Linked DNA regions of Homo sapiens: region 2 is linked to region 1. Evidence: chromatin contacts called from ENCODE Hi-C data. All regions are on one chromosome and are shown on one strand. Each heading gives the region's core, a stretch centred on a gene start or an enhancer-like site at or near the end of the contact. The rest is flanking DNA. Distances are from core to core; before and after follow the strand shown.

Evidence for each region. Hi-C counts contacts between places; a loop is a spot of excess contacts on that map. Pooled maps may share reads with other maps.
Region 2: a loop to region 1 is called in a map with no recorded cell type, with 12 times the contacts of the local background. The contact joins the promoter of CRYBB1 here to the enhancer-like site in region 1. A Hi-C loop is called at or near these places in 2 of 37 single-sample maps with no recorded cell type and 2 of 50 pooled maps.

Annotation. Positions count from the first base shown.
Region 1 is chr22:22,933,827-22,938,720 of GRCh38, reverse strand. No RefSeq gene overlaps it. Among named protein-coding and RNA genes, the nearest start is that of IGLL5, 48 kb to the right of the region's middle. RefSeq lists an enhancer at 2,884-3,263 and a silencer at 4,434-4,523. Within about 2 kb of position 3,025, at least 4 of the 41 ENCODE cell types and tissues checked have a DNase peak (open chromatin) inside an H3K27ac peak, as active enhancers do.
Region 2 is chr22:26,615,864-26,620,757 of GRCh38, reverse strand. CRYBB1 (crystallin beta B1) reads left to right here and starts at 2,731. Exons shown (of 6, transcript NM_001887.4): 1 at 2,731-2,781; 2 at 4,420-4,618. The coding sequence starts at 4,439. It also overlaps a transcript of CRYBA4 not described here. RefSeq lists enhancers at 1,646-2,321, 3,000-3,677.

The sequences.
Region 1 (4,894 bases), core at 1,776-4,275:
CTGTGATCCAACCATCGGGAGAGTCAGCCCAATGACCTTCAAGTTCCCTCCAATGCTAAGGTCACACCTGAGAAGCTTGCTAGGGTTTCTAAAGCATCTTCGTGCACATATGTCCTTCCAGGGTTCTTCCCAGCAGTTTGTGAGATGGGCAGGGCAGATGAAGGGAAAAGGCTTCAAGACATTAAGGAAAGGGCCCAAGATCACACCCGAGTCAGGATCAGAGCAGGAATTGGAATCTAATCTCTACACAGAGTTGCCAGATACCAATCTGTGCTTCTCATGGTTAGAATTTACCTACTTATCCAACTATTCACCCATCCAACTACCCACCCACACATGTACCCACCAGTCCACGCATTCATCTATCCAGCCATCCACTCACCCACCCAACTATCCACTCATCCATTCACCTACCAATCCACCCACTCATCCACCCATCAATCACTCACCCATCTATACATCCATCCACCTACCCCTTTCTCCCTCCCTCCTTCTTTCCCTCCCTCCCTTTCTTTCCTCATTCAGACTGTTTATTGAGAGCCTTGAAGGTCAGGCACTTGGATGGCTGCTGGGGAGATGAAGCTTGAAGATGTGTGAACGGGCTGCTCCTCTTGGAGACATCATCTTTTCCCTCATCAGTGAGGGTTCTGGAAGGGGAATGTGGGTTGGGAGGCAGGCAGGATGGAGAGGTGGCTGTTGAGTTCCTGCCCTTTGGGTTTTGGGTCACAGTACTAGACTCATAGAATTGGGTTAAAAACTTGTATTTTTTTTTCTAAGGAGAAGCTGGAAAGTGAACAAGTAAGATAGGGCGTCTGGCTCCTTGCTGTGTATAGAACAGATACCCAGCAATGACCATAGGTGCAGAGTTTATTTATGTAGAGACTTTTTGAATATAAGAAAAGAAATGACAAATATATATGAGTTACTATATAATGAATATAAGTATAATTAAAATAAACCAACTATAGGTAGTGCAGGGTGAGTTTCCAATAATAAATTCTAAACCAACTTCCATCATTCATGGAACCAGATATTCTATTCAGGAATTAATATGCATTCTCCCATACATTTCCTATTATACACATGGGAGGTAGCTACTCATATTAAATCAATATCAAATAGATGGGAACATGAGGAGAGAGATTAGCTACCAAGGTAAATTGTCATCTCTCAGTGGCAGAGAAATTTGTCAACCGAGGTCTTCCTAGAAATATGCTCTGACCTACCATACAATTCTTCCTGCCTGAGGAACTGGTAAAAACTCTCCAAGTCCATCCTGGCTTCCTTCTTTCCTTCCCAACTTCTGCTCATCCTGACCTGACCTTGTCCCAAGCTGCTCTATGGCTTTTATTGCTCTTTGCAGAAATCGCTTAAACTTTTTGTTTGCAGTTGCTCCCTCCTCTGTGTTTAACTGTATTTTAAGGGGGGGTTCATTTTCCAATCCTCTTTGCTAAATGTCGGCTGCTAGGTACTCATCCCCCCTGGAATGCCCTCTCTTTCCATTTTTATGACTCAGCAACTTTCCCTGGGCTTCCTGCCTCTGAGCTGGCTGGAGCTGTGAGACAATTTCGGGCTTTGGGCAGCACCTAAGACATACAGGATGCGAATCCATGTTAGGATCGTAGTGACCTCTTCCATATAATCCCCCATTGTACTACTCCTCAAGAGAGAACACTCTGTCTTCTCATCAGTGTAATCTCAAACCCTGCACCCTGACTGTTGTGGGTGTAGCAGACACACAAGAAATATTTGCTGAATGTTAAGTGAATTGGAATAAACATGTTGATTTAAGTGACAAAACCTTCTATTTTTCATAATAATAAATGTATAATGATTGTCAAAAAATGAAAAAAGTTAGATGTACAAAATGAAAACCAATATTACCTACAGTTTACCCCCGCAACCGGTAGCCCCGGGGAATAGATGTGGATACGGATGTGCATCTAGGTATGGATAAAAATGCAGGGATTCATGCACACACAGGTCACGTCTTATCTGGTGGCCTCTTTGGGATAATATGTTCAAGGCTTTTCAGATGCCATTCGCATCATCGAATACAGCATTTTTATAGGATCTTACATCTTAAATTGGCTTAATGTTTTGTTCTCCGATTATAAAATCTGAAAACAGGAAAAATTAAATAAGAATACAAAGCAAGTCTCTGATCCTGCACTGCCCAAGAGGCCCTGTTAGCGCGTTGGTATGGCGCCTTCCAGATCTTTTTCTGCATGAAATCATGGGCTTATCACAAAGATGGGAACTTCTTTCCTCACTTCTTCTTGCCCTGTTGTGAACATCTGTCTATGGCCCTTCTCCAAGGCCATCTGGGGATGTGGATGTGAGGCTGGCATCTGCTCTCGGGCTCTTTTCTGTCACGTTTTGCTGTTAGCTCCCTGGCTAACATCCACATGCACTGGCTCTCTGGCATCTCCATGATAAATTCTTATGAGCAGGATTTCTGGGTCAAAAGAGAGTGCATTCCCAGGCTGTGGAGACAGGGGACACGTTCAGGAGGGCCTAAAAGGCTGAACCGTGTCTCAGCCTTGAGGCCTCTCAGAATCGCCAGCTTGGGAAGTTAGGAGGCCTGTGGTTGCTCATCACTCCCTCACCAACTCGTTCTGCCCAGGGAAGGTCCTGGGGTGGGGGCTTCAGAGCCCTGTCCTGGCCACCCCCCTCCCTGGGGTCCTGCTGACAATCAGGGCCACTGCTGGCTGGTTCTGAGATGCCTTCTGGTGGACCCTGGGACCCAGGATGGAGCTCAGGGTGTGGGGAGGCAGCCAGGGGGCAGCATCAGGCCCAGGGGCTGGACTAGGAGGGGGTGGGGTGGGGCGCAGGCTCTACTGCCCCCACCTGTGAGCTGCACAAACATCCAGCAGCAGCCCTGAAACTGCCCCATGCTCCTCCTGGGCCACACCTGGGCCTGTTTGTCACTCATCCCATGCCCGGGTGGCCATGAGCTCAGTTTCTCTTCCTCTTATTTTTCTCCTTTTGTCACTCTGAGTTCTGGTTTCAGCCAACTTGGGGTTAAATTTAGCCTGGGGATTTCCAGGGGTGGCCAGCTGCAGGCAGGGCCACCAGAGCTGGGAAAGCGCATCCCCCAACCCCATCCCTTGGCCTGGCCCCCACCCTACTCCCATCTCAGGCCTCCCTGGCCAACCCCTTCACCCAGGAATCTGCTGGTTTCCTGAATGGCTGGCACTCGGGGTCCCTGACCCAGTTCCTCCTTGACCAGAGGGAAGGCTGGGCCCAGGAAGGCAAAGGCATTTGCCCAGGTTCACACAGTGTCACCCGCAGGCCCAGGCAAGAGCAATGACTGAGGGTAGGTGAGGGTCCCCATAGGCCAGGCACAGCTTAGGCATCATCTCAATCCGCAAACCTACCTTGTGGGGAGGGACTCTTATCACCCCCTTGGGCAGATGAGGAAACTGAGGGCTACAGAAGAGAAGCAGATTGCTCAAGGTCAAGGGTTGATGAGGGCTGAGCATGGTGGGGGGACCCCTTCTCTGTCTGACACTGAGGTCTGGGCTCCCAGGGCAGATGCCCCTTTGGGAAGAACAGTGCTCTGGGCTCCCACAGGCCTTTGCAGCCACCCTCCTTCCTTGCATCTCCCAAGGCACAGGGAAGGAATGGCCATCAGGGCCTGTAGCCCTAACTCTCATCCATGCTGCTTTCAGGCCTCTTTTCTGCACCCCTGAAATGGGGCTGGAGCTGTGGAATGGTGGAGGAAGTGAACAATCTGGTCTCTGGCAGAGGGCAGTGGTCCACACAGCCACCCTCCATACAGGTCTTCTCCATGCAGGCTCCTCCACACGGGTCCCACCACACAGCGCCCTCCACACGGGCCCCTCCACACAGGTCCCCTCCACACAGGCCCCCTCCACACAGGCACCCTCCAACAGATCCCCTCCACATGGGCCCCTCTACCTGGCACCCTACCGACAGGCCCCTCCATGCGGGCCCCTTCACACATGATCCCTCCACGCGGGCCCCTCCACGCAGGCCCCTCCACATGGGCCCCTCCACACATGATTTCTCCACACAGGCCCCTCCACATGGGCCCCTCCACACATGATCCCTCCACACGGGCCCCTCCACACATGATCCCTCCACACGGGCCCCTCCACACATGGGCCCCTCCACACGTGGGCCCCTCCACATGCCACCCTCCATACAGGTCCCCTCCACATGGGCCCCTCTACATGGGCCCCTCCACACAGGGGCGCCTATGTGAGCTCGGGCAGATCCCTTTCTCTCCTGGTCTGTTTCTCCATTTGTCAGATGGGAGGCCCTGGGCTGGAAGTCAGGACACCACAGAGCTGGCTCTGGCTTTTTGGGATCTAACTGCTCTGGGCCTCAGTTTTCCTACCTGTGAAATGGGACCATGATTCTGGCTGTGGCCTCACAGAATCCCTGAGTGGCTCAGGTGGATAACATGTGTCCACGTGTTTTATAAATGGTACGGGACGATAAGGCCACTCAATAGCGTCTCAACACAGGATGCAGCTACCTGTAGAGTTGCAGATGTGGTCAGACCTGAGGTTTAGGGCCTCTACTCTCGGCCTTGCTCTCTCTGGGCCCTGCCCCTGCCCCTCTGCAGAGCTCTGGGGCTTGGGGCACTCTGGTCCACTGGCCTGGACCAGCATGAATGTTCATGGCCTTGGTCCACCGTCCAACCCAGAGAACTGTGCACCCTGCAGGGCCCTGCCTTGGGCCTGGCTCCCAGCATCCTCTGCTCATTCCCTCTCCTCCACCGGGTGGTCACTACCTGTGTCCTATGCAGGGCCCAGACCTCTTTTCTCCCTTGTTCCCTGCCCCCCTGGAAGCCTGGTCCATCTTGGAGCCCATCCATGTGGCACAGACTCCAAGGACTTCCTGGGTATTAAGTAGGGTGGCA
Region 2 (4,894 bases), core at 1,482-3,981, 3.7 Mb before region 1:
AACCCCGTCTCTACTAAAAACACAAAAATTAGCCGGGAGTAGCGCGGGCGCCTGTAATCCCAGCTACTAGGGAGGCTGAGGCAGGAGAATTGCTTGAACCTGGAGGCAGGGGTTTCAGTGAGCCAAGATCATGCCATTTCTCTTGACCCTGGGTGACAGAGCAAGACCCCGTCTCAAAAAAAAAAAAAAAAAAAAAAAAAAGGAATGCATGACTTTGATGAAGGGTTGGCATGAAAATGAAAGGTTAACAATGCACCCTCTACAGCCAGACTGCCTGGGTTTGCATCCCACTGGTGCTGGCTGGGTAACTTTTAAGCATGTTACTTACGCACTCTGAGCCTCAGTTTACTTGTGTGTAAAATGGGTGTAACAAGGTAAGTTGGGATTAGTCTAAGAAACAGGGGGATTGTGAGGATAAATGTGAATAGCACATGAACAGCAGCTGGAATTGCTCCTGCAACATAAAAAATATTGTGGTATTTCCATCATCTTCATCATCACCATTGCTAATAAGAAAGATGATTATTATTAATTGTTGATCAAAAAGCAGGGGTGCATAGTTTTTAAGAGCCTGGGTTCATGAGTAAAGAAGATGTGAGTTCCAATTTTATCTTACATTTCCATTTTTATGAGAAAGTGGCTGAGAGAGAGGAAGGAAAGGGAGTTGCTTCAGTTTCCTTATCCGTAATTGGGGTTAATCCCAGAGACTTCATCCTTATACTGAGGAGTACAGGACAATGCAAAAAAAAAAAAAGAAAAGAAAAAAAGAAAAGAAAATAAATTGGCTCCATAAGACAGGGCAAAAAAGAAAAAGATATAATGAAGGATACAATAATAATAATAAATGCTCAGAGTGGAGCCACCAACATGGTGGGCCATCCCCCTTCTCTGCCCCCACCCTCTGGCAGACAGCCCATTCCTGGGGCTTTAGGGGGGGCACGGAACTGCCCCAGATGACCTGGCTTTGAAGCCTAGACTGGTGGGTGGGCCCTCACCACAGGCGTCTTGGCCCCAGTTCCAGTGGCTACCCCATCTTGCAGTTCCTGCCCACACCCCACCCACCAAGTCTTGGCCCAGGATGAAAGGCCAAGGAGAGGCTAGGAAGCGAGGGGGTGCTGGGTGGTGGAGGGACAGAGGCAAAGCTGGCTCCAGGCCAGGGAGAGTTCAAGACAGAGCTGGGCTCCACGGGGAGCCTAGAACCCCGAAAAAGAAGAGACAGGAGCCTATCCAGATGCCCCCGCAATATACCCTGCCTGGGACTGGGGAGCCGACTGCAGGTGACCTAGCTGAGCAGCTCCCCAGGCTCCTTCTGACCCCAGCTGTACTGTGAGTTCCCGCCATGTGACTATGTTGAAGTCATTTGTTCCACCTGGGCCTCGGTTTCTCCATTTGTGAAATGGGAGGATTGGGCCCTGTGATTTCTGGCGTCTGTTCCTCCGTCCTGAGGCTTGATCACCCCAACTTGACCTCTGTCTCTCCGTCTCTCGCTCCTTCACTGTCCATGTCCCCTGTGCCTCTCTGTGTCTCTGTCTCCACCTCTCTCTTTGTCTGTTACTTCTATCTGCCTCCTTACTTCTCTCTCCTTGCCTTGGTTTCCCTATCTCCTCCGTACCCTACCTTCTGTTCCGATCCATTGGAACCACCATTGAGTCACCAGTTATTGACTGAGAACCCATGATGTGCCAAGCTCTACCTAGCCAGGCCCAGCTAGGTGCTGGGGCCAGTGGTGAACAAGATGTGGTGGGCATCTGGGGCTTGCCAGGGCAGGAGGCTCTGGGACAGGCAGTCATATTTCTGGCCACCAGCACTGTCCTCCAGGTCAGATAACGTGGCCTGGGTAGAGGCGGGGAACTGGGGTGGCGAGAGGGATCACTGTCGATAGGTCAGGAAAGGATGGGGCCCAATGTGGGGAAAAGAAAAAGACCCAGGTCTCCGATATCCAACCCAGCTGAGCACAGTGCGACTCTCCCATTCCCACCCCAACCTACAAAGAGGAAGTCAGGCCAGGGGGCCTCAGGCCAAGGTCAAGGCTGGACAGCAGGAGAAGAAAGCACACAGGCCCAGAGCTGGCTGGCCTGGGCTGGCTCTGACCTCTCTGTGCCTTCACTTTCCTCTTCTGTGAAATGGGCATAATGAAAGTACCAAATAAGGCAGATTGTCCCGGGGACTGACCGAGATAACACGGGTTCGGCACACAGTAAGCACTCCGTAAAAAAGGCTGTCCATATCAAACCCACATCTGCCTTTACAAAACGCTTCTGTGCTCATTGTCACCTTCTTTTCTATATGGCATCCAACAGGGACACGTGCCCACCTTATAATTGCAGACACAGAGGCCCCCCTAGGGGTAGAGACCTACCAAAAGCCACACAGCGCGCAGTGGCTGAGTCAGGATTCAAACTCTGGTCTCCTGCCTCCCAGGGTCTCCCCTTTTCCCTGCCCCATGTTGGCAGCCAGCAGGGACCCTTTTGGGGGCCCATCCCTGGCTGGGGTTGTTGAGAAAGGAGTCAGGGTAGGGTTGGAAGGTGAAGCTGCTGTGGCCAGGGTTTCTGCTGTGTGTGCTGGTCTCACAAAGGAAAGTGCTGCTGTCTGCAGTGATCCAGGCGAGGTCAGGGCCCCAGTCCCCCACTCCCTGCCCAGGCCTGCTGAGCCAGCTTCCCCTTTGTGCCACAGACTATAGGGCCTGATGTCTGCCAGACTATAAAATGGGGGGTCGGACTCTAGTCACCCATAGCACCTGCCCGCCTGCCTGTCCTCCAGCAGGAAGTAGCAAGTCCCCAGGTAAGAGGGAACCCACAGCCCAGCTGAGAGCTGAAGGGGAGGGGAAGAGAAAAGGGAGACAGAGAGAGGGAGGCAGAGATAGCAGTGCCATGAGAGTCAGAGAGCAGGGCCATGGAGATAAAGACGGAAGTGGAGAGAGGAAGAAAGGGAGGGAGAGGGAGAGGGGAGAGAGTGAGAAAAGACAGAAATAGAGAGAGAAGTAAATATAATTAAAAAGGACAGATAGAGAGATAAGCAAAGATACAATGAGGGAGAGATAGTGGGGGAGAGAGGAACAGAGAGGGAGAGAAACAGACAGGCAGATAGGCAGAAAGAGGGAGAGAAGTAAGAAACAGATAGAGAGGCAAAGACAGGGAAGAGAGGAGGAACAGAGGGAGAGGGTGAAGCAGGGAGAGAGAGAGAATGAGAATATCTCCAGGAAGGCATGAGTCCAGCTGCCAGCCCTGGGGGAGTGTTTAAAGCCACAGATGTGGTCCAGATGTCTGGCCTCACCCCTGGTGAACAGGGGGCACCCCAGAATATGCACAGCCTTCCTGGAGGAGGCTGGGGGAGGGATGTGCTTATCCCAACTAGCTCCGCCTTACAGAATGTGTTCGGGAATCAGCTTGACCAGAGGGTCTTAATCTGTGCTAGCAGGGGGTCCTCAAATCCCTTAACATTGTCTCCAAAGTTAAAGAGAGCATTATTTTTGTCCGGGGACAAAGTTGAGGTATTCATCAAACATTCAAAGGAGTCCACGACCCCAAAGCAACAAGGAACCACTGGAATTGACCAAAGCCCTCTCCACCCAAAGCCTACCCAGCCCCAGTCCTCATTTTCAGAACCCTCCACATGCAGTAAATACATCCTCTTGGGTCCTCCCATAAGCCTCAGTCCCCGGCCTGTATTTGCACCCATACACCAACCCCTCAGAGGAAGCAGACGGGGAAAGGAGCTGGGAGCATGCATTCATTCATTCTCTGAACAAATGTTAATTGGGCATCTCCTATGTGCCAGGTGCAGAGCAAGTGTTAGGGATGGACGGTGAATAAATCAGATTAAGCAAATGGCAGAATACTTTAAAAGCCCAGTTGCTGGCTCCATTTCCTTGAGTTGAAATCAGAGCCCTACCACTTAGTAGCTGTTTGGGCCTGAGCTGGGCCCCTTCCTTCTCCAGCCCCCTGCTGCTCAGAGGGGATCATGATAGCAGCTACTCCATCGGGTGAGGTTCATGGTCAGATGGGTTAATTAATGTATGTCACAGTGCCTGGCACACCTTAAGTACTCCCAAATGGGACTTCTTGTTATTAGTCTAGGGAGGCAAATTGGAGTTGCACAAGCAAATCAGTGTGATAAGCAGTGTGGAAAATTGCAGGGGGCTAAGGAAGGACCTAGCGGGGTAATGGAGGGTGGAACAGCTAGTGGAGGGAACCGCATGGTCAAAAGCCTGGAGGAAGGATATATGTGGGATGAGTGGCCCCCAGACGGGAAGGTCTTGGCTGGGAAGTAGGGATGAAAGAAAAACTTCCAGGCTTAACCGTTTCAGAAGGAGATAGAGAGGAAACGAGCTCCAAGGAGGCTGAAAGCACAGGATGTGGGGCTATGAGGGCAGGAGGCAGTTTGGGGGTGTCATCCCTGAAGGCCAGAGTTTCTTTACAGACTTTTGCAGGCGGGAACCATGTCTCAGGCTGCAAAGGCCTCGGCCTCGGCCACAGTGGCGGTGAACCCAGGGCCTGACACCAAGGGGAAGGGGGCCCCACCTGCAGGAACATCCCCTAGTCCCGGCACTACCCTGGCCCCAACAACCGTGCCTATTACCAGCGCCAAGGCGGCGGAACTGCCTCCTGGGAACTACAGGGTAAGGACCTGGGGGTGCAGTGGCTGGGTGCCATGCCTTCTTTCCTTCCTTCCCTCCTCCTCCTTCTTCTCCTCCTCCTCTTCCTCTTTCACCTCTTACTCCTCCGCACCTCTTTCTCCTCCTTTTTCTTGGCTTATTTTCTCTCCTTTCTATTTACTCTCCCTTTTCTTCTTCTCCACCTCCCCAGACTCTTATCCTCTGTCCCTATTCTCTTTTTCCCTCACCTTGGCCTCCTCCTCCCTCCTCCTTCTGGGACACAAGTGTGGCCCAGCCAAT